Linked DNA regions of Homo sapiens: regions 2 and 3 are each linked to region 1. The links are chromatin contacts, found by Hi-C or POLR2A ChIA-PET in ENCODE. All regions are on one chromosome and are shown on one strand. Each heading gives the region's core, a stretch centred on a gene start or an enhancer-like site at or near the end of the contact. The rest is flanking DNA. Distances are from core to core; before and after follow the strand shown.

The links. Hi-C counts contacts between places; a loop is a spot of excess contacts on that map. ChIA-PET counts read pairs that join two places held with the same protein, here RNA polymerase II (POLR2A). Pooled maps may share reads with other maps.
Region 2: a loop to region 1 is called in a map of mammary epithelial cell, with 24 times the contacts of the local background. The contact joins the promoter of TUBGCP5 here to the promoter of UBE3A in region 1. A Hi-C loop is called at or near these places in 2 of 168 maps with a recorded cell type or tissue (CD8-positive, alpha-beta T cell and mammary epithelial cell), 13 of 37 single-sample maps with no recorded cell type and 13 of 50 pooled maps. POLR2A ChIA-PET finds 5 or more read pairs at or near these places in 1 of 52 experiments (CD4-positive, alpha-beta memory T cell).
Region 3: a loop to region 1 is called in a pooled map, with 12 times the contacts of the local background. The contact joins the promoter of OCA2 here to the promoter of UBE3A in region 1. A Hi-C loop is called at or near these places in 7 of 37 single-sample maps with no recorded cell type and 9 of 50 pooled maps.

The regions. Positions count from the first base shown.
Region 1 is chr15:25,437,179-25,441,055 of GRCh38, forward strand. UBE3A (ubiquitin protein ligase E3A) reads right to left here and starts at 1,846. Exons shown (of 13, transcript NM_130839.5): 1 at 1,311-1,846. RefSeq lists enhancers at 962-1,907, 1,908-2,853 and silencers at 991-1,410, 1,771-2,110.
Region 2 is chr15:23,037,239-23,040,916 of GRCh38, forward strand. It overlaps TUBGCP5 (tubulin gamma complex component 5), which reads right to left and starts at 2,331. Exons shown (of 23, transcript NM_052903.6): 1 at 2,160-2,331. The coding sequence starts at 2,305.
Region 3 is chr15:28,097,710-28,101,209 of GRCh38, forward strand. It overlaps OCA2 (OCA2 melanosomal transmembrane protein), which reads right to left and starts at 1,606. Exons shown (of 24, transcript NM_000275.3): 1 at 1,515-1,606. RefSeq lists an enhancer at 901-1,553.

The DNA of each region.
Region 1 (3,877 bases), core at 596-3,095:
AAATGTGGTAAGTAGCTTGGATTTAAAAACAGGATCTAATTTCAAAGCTATTTCCACTATACACACCAAGTTACAACTTTCTTATCTCTCCTAAATTCTAAATTTTACATGATTTACCAAATCACTTCTTAAGTAAGAGTACTTATTGATCAGAAGTGTGAGACAAACACCTTATCCCACTTGTCCAATTTATTCAACAAGATTGATTGGGTACCTTTGTGTCTCTGACAGGTAACTTTCAACAGTTGTATTTCTTAAACTTTAGGTCGTCTCCCAAAAAAAACTGTAATAATTTGCTGCTTCTCTCAATATTGCAGGCAGTAAAATGATCCAAAATTACGGGTCATATCCACATTTCTTCATGATTGAGGTTAACTGTGCACTGTAAACCCCATATGCTATTAGTTTACATTTTCAACAGCACCCTCGCCACTTAATAATCTCAAACAGATTTTGGACTGTTACTAATTTAGCATATCCATAAAAAGTCATTTAAAAAATGTAGACGCTAAATTCTCTTTCAAGGTTGCCAAGCTTCACCAGTGTCTGTATTAAAATTATTTCTAAAATTTTACGGACTAAGGCATTTGGTACATTCAATTCTACCTTTACCAACAAAAGCCTTTACCACCAAGATGAGGAAAGCATCCTTTTCATTTTCTACACTGAAAAGGGGGGGGAAAAAAGGCCAACTGCTTGCATACAGGTCTGCATATAACACAGCAGTCTCTGGCAAAGCCAATAACTCACGTTCAACTTCAGAAATCCTGGTGGCCGGTAACACAGAGTAACCTGTGCGCACAACCCTTGGGCTTGACATACCACTTCATCCGCCCTCCCTTCCCATCAATCCACCCCCAAAACCCCAACCCACCAAGCACACGGCTAAATATGTCTTCCCCAAGAGAGCCAAAAACCTTGAAAACGCCGAGAAAGGGCTCCCCTTTGAAGGAAAGGGCCTGCCCTTCCCTGTCTGGGGCCCCGGCTGGCTCGAAGAGCCTGGCTCCTAGGAGGCCCAAATCTCGACGCCTCGCACGTCCCGCCCCGCCCCGGGCCCGCTCGCGTCCCCTCGGGCGACAAAACCCTCCCGCCGTCGCTCAGCCAGGACTGACAGTTACGGCTGCAGCAGCCGCGGCCACCAGGGGCCTACTTCTGGCACCAGCCCCTTCGGACCACGCGCCCCCAAACACTCGCCTCGGCGGCGGGGGGCGGGGAAGGGGGGTGTCGACCTCGCCACAGCGGGCCCCGAAGGCCGGCCGAGTGACGGAGGGGAGCCAGCGCCGCCTGGCGCAGGCCGCGGCAACACTGACCTGTCGTCGCCCCCGCGCCTGGGCTGCGGCGGCCGCCTCACTGGTCGTAGTCGCCCTCGCCCGCCGCCTCCGCCCGCCACCGCCTCGTTCTCTTTCGCTGCCGCCACCGCCGGGGCTCATGCGGGACCCGCGCTTCCTTATCCGGAAAACGAGGCCGGGAAAGGGAGCGCCGGGGCCGCCGAAATCCCGGCGTTCGTCGCCAGCCGCCGCTGCCTGTCCACACCGGGGGGCTGAGGGGCCCTCCTGCCAGGGGCTACAGGCCGCGAGCTATTCCGAGGAGGAGCCGAAGGAGGCGCCGCCGCCCGCAGCCGAGCGCGCCGGGTCGGCAGAGGTGAAGCGTAAGTAGGCGGCGGATGGCGGGCGCCCGCGCTGGCGGATGGCTACGCGGCGGAGGGGTGCGCGAGCGAGCGAAGCCTGGTGTGTCGGGTCCTGGCGAAGGGAAAAGGCCCCGTCGTCTCCTGTAGTCACCCCGAGCCCAGCGCCACCATCTTGGGAGACACACGGATCTCGCGGCCGCGGCGCAAGACGGGAGGACTGGCTGGGCGGGCCGAGTATCCCGGCAGGCAGCGCGCGCCGCCCGGCCGGGCGAGGGCTCCAGGCCGGGACGCGGGGACGTGGGGCGGGGCCAAGACGCGCGGGAGGGCGCCGCGCTCCGCCCCTCCTTCCTTCGCCGGCCCCGCCTCCCTCCCGCTTGCCGTCGCCGCCGGCGCACGGGCCATTGGGAAGAGGAGGTGGCCTGCGGCCCCTCGGAGTCCCACCAGGCTCGGTCGCCATCTTGCGACTGGACAGAAAGGGTAATCCCTCTTTTTAGTTTCTGCTGTCTGTGACCCGAAAGAATAAACCTGGGACTTCCGGAAGCCCTCTGGGCACCCCCCCCCCCAGGAGGGTTGCAGAGCCCCTTGGTGTACCCAGCAGAGGAACGCCTCAGACTTTGTTGGGAAACGAATGGCTCTGAAAGTTAGCTGAAGCCGCTGGAATAGCCCCCCAGCCCCGAGGCGGGGCAGGTGCCTGCCGTTATTGGCTTTTCGACCCCAACCCTTTTCTATCTGGAGCTGCCTTTGTAGATGTTGCAGGGGTGCCCCGAGAGTGCAGGCCAGATTTTAGAGGACCAAGGTCATCTACTTAGGCCTCTTGCCAACACAGGATGTGTCAACTAGTTTACCAGAGACGAAGGTAAAGTCCCGTCTCCTGCAGTTGTTGACGTTCAGTAGGTCGTCGGTTAAGAAAAGTGGCTCCCTGGTTGACCCCAGCTGGATAGAGGCTAATTTTGATCCATATGACAGCTGAACGTAGTTAAAGCCATTAAAATTAAATCCATTTAAAGTCATATTTGGTACCAGGGTCACCATTTTAAAAGGTGTGTGTGTGTATGTGTGTGTGTGTGTGTGTGTGTGTGTATAGCTTTACAACACTTGCTAGCAAAGCCAAAAGAGTATCACTAACAATTCATAGTGTTACAACTTGCAACTTTGTTGATAAGCCCTTGAAGTACTAGATGAGTACCCATGTCTAGTATTCAGATTTTTTATATCAACAGTCGTACATAGCAGTGTATCTTTTTTAAATTTATTTTTATTTTTAAACTTAGAAATGGTGTCTTGCTATGTTAGGCCCAGGCTGGTCTCGAGCTCCTGGCCTCAAGTGATCCTCCCACCTCGGCCTCCCAAAGTTTTGGGACTACAGGCATGAGCCACAGTGCTCGGCCAGCAGTGTAATTTTTAACTGTCAGTCTCGGAACATCTTTTTTGTATAGCCAAGTGTGTGGGTGTGTGTGTGTATCCGCCTCACAACTATAACCAACCATTGAAAAACCAACAATAAGCTAGAAGAATTTAAGTTATTCCAGGACAACTGATGATAATGATAGTATTAAGCCATATTCGATTTTAAGATGTTTTAACTCAGCTCTTTACTCACTTTTCATTTCCTCTCATTACACATCCACATTTGGAAACTATTTGCTGTTATATTTCATGGAAAGGACTAGTAAGAATTATAATCTTTAAAAAAATTTATCTTCGCAAGTTTTCAAAATAGGCAACAAAGAATGTAAATCTTTAAGGACTTTATTGTTGGACTAATTAAAGCATACCATTTCTACTATATCTAGCATATGGAGATACTTATAGGTATTCTTCCTTTTAAGTAGAAATTGACAATAAATTAAGTGTAATTTTATAATGGCCTGGTGTATCAAAGTGTGGCGGAAATCCCTGAGTTCCAAAAAGATTAAAGACCGAAGGGAAATAAGTCTGCTTTTAGCTAGATGTCAGAATGACTATTCATTGCTTTACTGAGATCAAGGAGGATCTTAATTCCTCCTGGAGAAATTACGTATATCCGTTTTAGTTCATTAATTTTAAATCTGTATTCTTATGTGTGACATTAGTATTAGAATTCTTTCAAGATTTCACTGTGCTTTTTGTTTTATCCATTTTCAAATTTAGAAATGTTTGCTCATCAAACTTACCAACATAAATACTTTCAGGAATCCTTAAGATACTAGCAGTGTTCCACTTCCCTATACACCTGTTTATATGAAAAATAAAAAAATTCTCCCATATCAG
Region 2 (3,678 bases), core at 1,081-3,580, 2.4 Mb before region 1:
CTCTGTACTCAGCTACACATTTCCAGAATGGAGTGTACCTTGTCCTCCGTTACCTCCACCATCAGGCAGGCAAATAATCACCGTGTCCGAGACTGTGCAAGCATCCTTTCTCCAGCACACAGGTTCTTCCTGACCCTCCCAACCTTGTCCTCTGGCTCCTCTGTCTTCCCATAAGCCCCTGTACCTAAGTCCAGCTGAACACATTCTACATCAGGTGGTCCCAACCTTTTTATGCCATAGTGAGGCCCGGTGAAGCCTAAGGACCCCTTCTCTGAATAACATTTTTAAAGCCAAAAAATAAATACAAAGGAATCCCATTATACTGAGATACAGTTGTCAAATATTTAAAGAAGTTTAAGATATGGCAAGAAATGTTATTTATGAAAGTATTAAATAACAAGATTTAGCAGTAGGTCCAATTAACTACCATTAAAGTAACAGTAAACAACATTTACAAATATCTACAACTCTGATGTGAAAACAGTATGCGATTTCTACTGGTGATAAAGTCATAGGTAGGCTAATACTGCTATGGTTTGCTGCCTTCATTCATAATAGAAGGAGATGCTACTTTTCAGTTAGAGAAAAGTGAGCTTGCTCAGTGCAAGCTCCGCCTCCTGGGTTCGCGCCATTCTCCTGCCTCAGCCTCCCAAGTAGCTGGGACTACAGGCGCCTGCCACCACGCCCGGCTAATTTTTTGTACTTTTAGTAGAGACCGGGTTTCACCGTGTTAGCCAGGATAGTCTCGATCTCCTGACCTCGTGATCCACCCACCTCGGCCTCCTAAAGTGCTGGGATTACAGGCGTGAGCCACCGCGCCCAGTCCACAATTTTCAAGAATGTAAACATGAACTATTCATTTTTCTGATGGTTTAAAGCATCATAAAATTACAGCACAGCCTATGCAACTAATGTATATGTACATAGCATAGCCTATGCAAAAAATGTTTTCCATTTTTTAGTATCAAAGCGAGCAATCTGTACTTAAATAAAATTACACTACTGAAAAACACATGATTCTAGGCCAGTAAATGGGTGAATGGAACACCACTTTACCTATTATAATTTAGTTCCTGAAATCTGTGAATGAAAATAGTAACCTCCAACGTCTCTCCCAGCTCTAAAATGATGACAATCTGCCTACTGTCATTTAGAAATATTAGTAGAAAAATAACTTGGATTTCAGCATTTAAGTTTCTGTATTGTATAACCTATTTCACACATTGTTTATTTTTATAAGTTACACTTAAGAATTCAGTTTATTACTTCAGAAACTTGGCATGGTTTAAAAGAATCTGAAAGCCCCGTATTCCTATTATAAGCCAACTAGACACTTTATGGCTATGATCATTAAGGTAACTAAGATTACGGATTTTGAAAAACTGTTCATTATTCAAGAAGATTTTTACTGAAATTAAACAGGTAGAATATTAACATTAACATTTTTTTAGTAATAATTTCATTATGGGTAATGACTCTAAAAGTATTAATTTACATCTCCCATAAAGAAAAATAGGAGATCTCACTTTACGTAAATATCTAAATTCTGTAAGTCTTTAAAAATTAGTTACAAGAGAAACTGCATTAGAAATTGTATTAGGTGACTCAGCGTGCTACGTGCCAGGAGCTGTGCAGAGATGCAGCATTCTAGCTGGAGTGGAAGTGGAGGAGACAGTAATGACAGGTTAAATCAGTGTCATGACACGCGTTTTGGAAAAAGGAGAGCAGGGTGAGAGATCTTACACTGGGCTGACCAGGGAGCAGGAGTCAGTGAGAATACAATCTCTTTAATTTAAAAAAAAAAAAAATTATAAACATGGAGTTGCTACGTTGCCCAAGCTGGCCTGGAGTCCCGCCTGGGCCTCCCAGAGCGCTGGGGTTGCAGGCGCGCGCGCCGGCCGGCAAGAAACCCAGTTCACGCTTTCCCCGTGACGATCAGGACGCGTCCCGGGTAACACGCCCTGTGGTGCGCAGGGCACCGCGCCGAGAGCGCTGGCCGGCGGGGAGCAGGCGGTGGCAGGGCCTGCGAAGGCTCCCTGAGGCCGCGCCCGCCTCCGCCCCATGCCCTGCCCCAGCGCGCCCCGACCCCGGGCTGTGCGGGACCCACGCGCGGGCTCCGGGCTGTGGCCGGGAACCCGCCCGCGCGCCGTGCCCCACACCTGAAGTTGGACCAGGCGAAGTTTAGGGCGAGCTGGAAGTTGGGGTCTGCCTCGTCCTGGAGGCCGGCGACACCCCGGACGAGCTCCCGCACGTCGCGCTCCTGCTGCGCGTCCAACCGACTCCACGGTGGCCCGTGCCGCGCCATGTTCCGCGCTCCTGCAGCGCGCGTCTAACGAATTGGTGCCTGTCGCGCGAGAGCTCGGGCTCCTGCCGCAGTCGCCTCCGGAGCTGGCGGCATTCTCGCGAGAGTTCGCGCTCCCGCGCCGGGCGACTTCCAAGCCGACCGCTATTCTCGCGACAGTTCGAGCTCCGGCTGTGGAGGGTACTGCCTGGCGCTGTCCCGTGGTGGGGACTGGAGTGCGCATTTTCTGGTTGCCCGACGGTACGTTTTCTACTGTACTCAGAGTTAGCTGGTGTCATCGTGAATCAGATACATAAGGGTCTCTGGCCGGCCTCGGTGACAGTCAGTGATTTTGAGAGCAGCCCGTTAGGTGCCCGGTCAGCAAATGCATTGGGACCCGCCTTTCCAGGAACCCTGAACTGCTTACCTGCTGAACCCTCCCGGCCCTGCAGCTTCTCCCTCCAGTGATGGTCTCTGCGGATTTCCGTGCCCCATCCACACAACACAGTCACGCTACACACATCCATGCTACACAACCAGCATCAGCGAAGCAGCTGTCCCGACCCGCTAGTAGTGCCTGCTGGCCCTTGCCTCGCCTGTTCCTCAGGGGCGGCTTGGGGGACTTCATGACCCCACCTGGCCAGAGGTGCTGAGGGGGGGAACTTCATAAATGTCACCTGGCCAGAGGTGGTGGGGGAGATTTCATAACCCCACCTAGCCAGAGGTGCTGGGGGGACTTCATAACCACACCTAGCCAGAGGTGCCGGGAGGACTTCATAACCACACCTGGACAGAGGTGCTGGGGGGACATCATAACCTCACCTGCTCAGAGGTGCTAGGGGGTATCATAATCCCACCTGGCCAGAGGTGCTGTGGGGCCATCATAACCCAACCTGGCCAGAGGTGCTGGGGGGACATCTTAACCTCACCTGGCCAGAGGTGCTAGGGGGATATCATAATCCCACCTGGCCAGAGATTCTGGGGGGACATCATAACCCCAGCTGGCCGGAGGTGCCGGGGGGCGGGGGGAACTTCATAACCCCACCTGGCCAGAGGTGCTGGGGGGACATCATAACCTCACCTGGCCAGAGGTGCTAGGGGGTATCATAATCCCACCTGGCCAGAGATGCTGGGGGGCCATCATAACCCCACCTGGCCAGAGGTGCTGTGGGGCCATCATAACCCCACCTGGCCGGAGGTGCTGGGGGGCGGGGGGAACTTCGTAACCCCACCTGGCCAGAGGTGCTGGGGGTGACTTCATAAATGTCACCTGGCCAGAGGTGCTGGGGGGGATTTCATAACCCCACCTGACCAGGGGTGCTGGGGGGACATCATAACCTCACCTGGCCAGAGGTGCTGGGGGGTATCATAATCTGACCTGGCCAGAGATGCTGGGG
Region 3 (3,500 bases), core at 356-2,855, 2.7 Mb after region 1:
GTGCTGAAGCCACACCTGGCCTTTCCCAGGGGCCCACTGATCCCACCATCCATCACCCATCACCAACTGGGAATCCCCCCTGCAGCTCACCAGTGCTTCCCTGCCCCGGCCTGGCAACCACACTCAGTGGGAAGGCCTTGGCAGTGGCTTTCTTCAACTCCCCAGCTGCTCCCAACCCCCCAGCCACAGTGATCTTTCCAAAATGCATATGGCCTCAAACTCAAAATATTTCCTTGCTGCCTGCCACTCCAGCATAGAAACGGGGACCCAGGTGACACAGGTGTCATGCCGCTGGGTTTCCAGGGACAGCCAGGACCTCCCCATTCCTGGTATTCCTGATATCCTCAGATCTCAGCTGCTCCAGGGGCTGGAGGTTGCGTTCTTCTCATAAAACAAGAACAGTATAGGCATTTGCTTTTCATCAGTGTAATGAAACTTTAGGGACTTATGATCCTAAATCACATTACACCAATGTGAACTGCACTCAAATTGTTGTAAACTAAATTTGCAGAACAAGCAGTTTTTGTGCAATTCTTTGCAGTCTACTCAGCTCTTTCATCTCTGTGTTCAGGTTCAATCCTCATTAGTTCTTCTATGAGAGATAGTTATCCCCAGATGCGTTCAATGCTCAGCTCCTTGCCCTGGCAGGCCCCGTCCCAGGGTCCTGGATGGCAGATGCCATGCCCGCCCCGCGAAGCTCAGGCTCACCAAGCAAGCAAACCGCAGCTGGTTTAGGTAGACAGCAGCTGCCCACAACTGCTAACAGCCTCGGGTTTCTTTTCCTCAGAATCACTCACCCTAAATCTACACATTGTAGACTGTCACATTGGTCTAAGTAGTGCTCCTCAAAGTGCACTGCACATTAGAGTCACCTGGGGAGCTTCACCGCCGGGCCCCAGGCTCTGATTCGCCCAATGGGAAGGGAGCACCGGGCACTTGTCCTGAGCCCCTGGCCCCTGCCTGGTTCTGCAAACCCAGAGCGTCCACATACCAGGCTTCCTGTGCTTAACATTGTGTCCTTGAAAAGAGCTAGCTGCACTAATGCCCATTGATTTCACTGTGTGTGACCACAGTAAAGAGAAGCAGCTTTGAGGGATTTAGTGTTTTCACTCCAGTGCATTCCATTCTAAGGAAACGCCTGACCACGGCTCATGGCTAGGAGGCCCCGCAGTGCCAGATGCTGCCCTGGAGTTCAAGTGGAACATTTGCTGTCTGAACCTTTCCAAACTCCCCCCACCCATGACCTCATGGCCCACCAGGGGGCGACTTTTTCCTGGGTCGCCTGGCAGAGAGCCGGAGGGGGTGCTCAGGGGGCAGCTGCTGCAGGCCCAGGCGGACTCAGCCGCGCTAGGTCGGCTCCGTCGCACCCGTCTGTGCACACTAACCTTTAGGGGAACTTGCCTTGCTTCCTAAGCCGCGACTCAGCCGGGGCTGTGTAAACCCTCCCTGCCTGTTCCCAGGCTAGTCTGGCTCCTCGCCTCCTTCCTCCCGACCGCGGAGCACGTGCACTTTACCTGCGCACTTGCAGATCTTTCTCCAGGAGTGAGTTTAAGGTCCGCACCTCCGCTCTGGATGGTGAGCGGAGCACAGCCTTCGAAGTAAGAACTCAGAGGGAGCTCGGCGCTCCCGCAGCGGGTCCCCCACCCAGGCACGCCCCCGGCCCGGCCCCGCCCACAGCACTCCCCACTCGGCCCCGCCCACAGTGCGGCCACGCCCGTAGCACGCCCCTCCCGGCCACGCCCACAAAGCTGCCCACATGGCCCCGCCCACAGCTCGCCCGCTCCGCACCCCCGGCCCCTCAGCTCCCCAGCCCCCGGCGGCGCGGGCTGAGAGCAGCTCCGTCTAAGGCCACGCCGCCCCGGCGTCCCCGACAGCGCTCTCCGCGGGGATAGTTTCCAGCTTTACCTCTAAAGAGGCGGCCCAGGACTGCGGACAGGCTTTTCCCTATGAACAAGAACGGGGAAATGCTCAGTGAACATTCTGTTCCCTTCAGAGCTCTCCCAGCGGGCACTGAGAGGCCCTCCAGCTAGGACGCCAAGGTTACACTTGCCGACAGCCCCTCCTGCAGCACAGACACACACACGAGATACACAGACACACACAGATACACAGACACACACAGATACACACAGACACACACACAGATACAGAGATAGACACGATATACACAGACACAGATACACAGATACACATACACAGAGACACACACAGAGACACAGCAATACACAGACACACAGATACAGGACACAGATACACAGATGACACACAAGGACACATGCAGATACACAGACACACATACACAGATACACACAGACACATGCACAGATACACAGAGACACACACACAGGCACAGAGATACACACAGATACACAGATATACACACAGACACAGATACACAGACACACACAAATATATACAGATACTCAGACACAGATACACAGACACAGGTACAGACACACAGATACAGATACAGAGATACATACAGATACAGAGATACAGAGACACACACAGATACACACACGGACACACACAGAGATACACAGACACAGATATACACAGGCACACAGATACAGACACACAGATACACACATGCACAGATACACACAGATACAGAGATCTACACACAGAGATACACAGACACACAGATACGCAGACACAGAGATACACAGATACATAGACACATACAGACACACACACAGATACATGCACAGACACACACGCAGATACACATATACAGATATACAAACACAGATATACGCACAGACACACACAGATACACACACAGATACAGACACACACACAGATACACGCACAAACACATGGAGACAACACAGCTACAGACACACACACAGCTGCAGTGGCCAGGCCCTGCACAGGAATTGGCAGGAAGTAAGAGGCTCCATCCACAGTGTAACAGCAGAGCTGAAAGAGATCTCATGCCTTATAACAGAGCACATTGCACAGCCACAGGGTGGGCCAGGGGTTGCCCTGGTAGCAGGGACCGAGGATGTCCTCGGCATGGCAGGCTCCAGGACACTGAAGTTCCCAGCCAGGGCCCTGACAGCAGGAGAGCCCGAGATCTCTGAGACCACATTCACTGTCGCATGTGCAGACCCCTCAGTTCAGACCGCCGTGTGCGTTAGGTGTGGATATGGCTGGCAAGCAGCCTGCATGGTGACCCCCATCCTTGTGGGATGGCGGCTCCAGGGAGCCTGTGACCACCGATGCACCAGTTCCCGTCCCAGAAATACTGTCTCCTCCTCGCTCATCACTGCACCTGCTCCCCTCCCAGTGCCTCAGGGACACTGTTACAGGGCGGGAAGGGGCTGGGGCACAGAGCCCGGGGGAGGCTCCCTGAGTGGGCAGAAGGCTCTTGGTGTGCACGCAGATCTGTCGAAATGCGGGCTTTGAAACGCCAGCAGGACAGCTGCGGCCAAGCGTGTGGCTCTCTGTGCCTTGCAGGTCACAGTTGTTTTTGTGTAACTGCTGAATGTATGGGG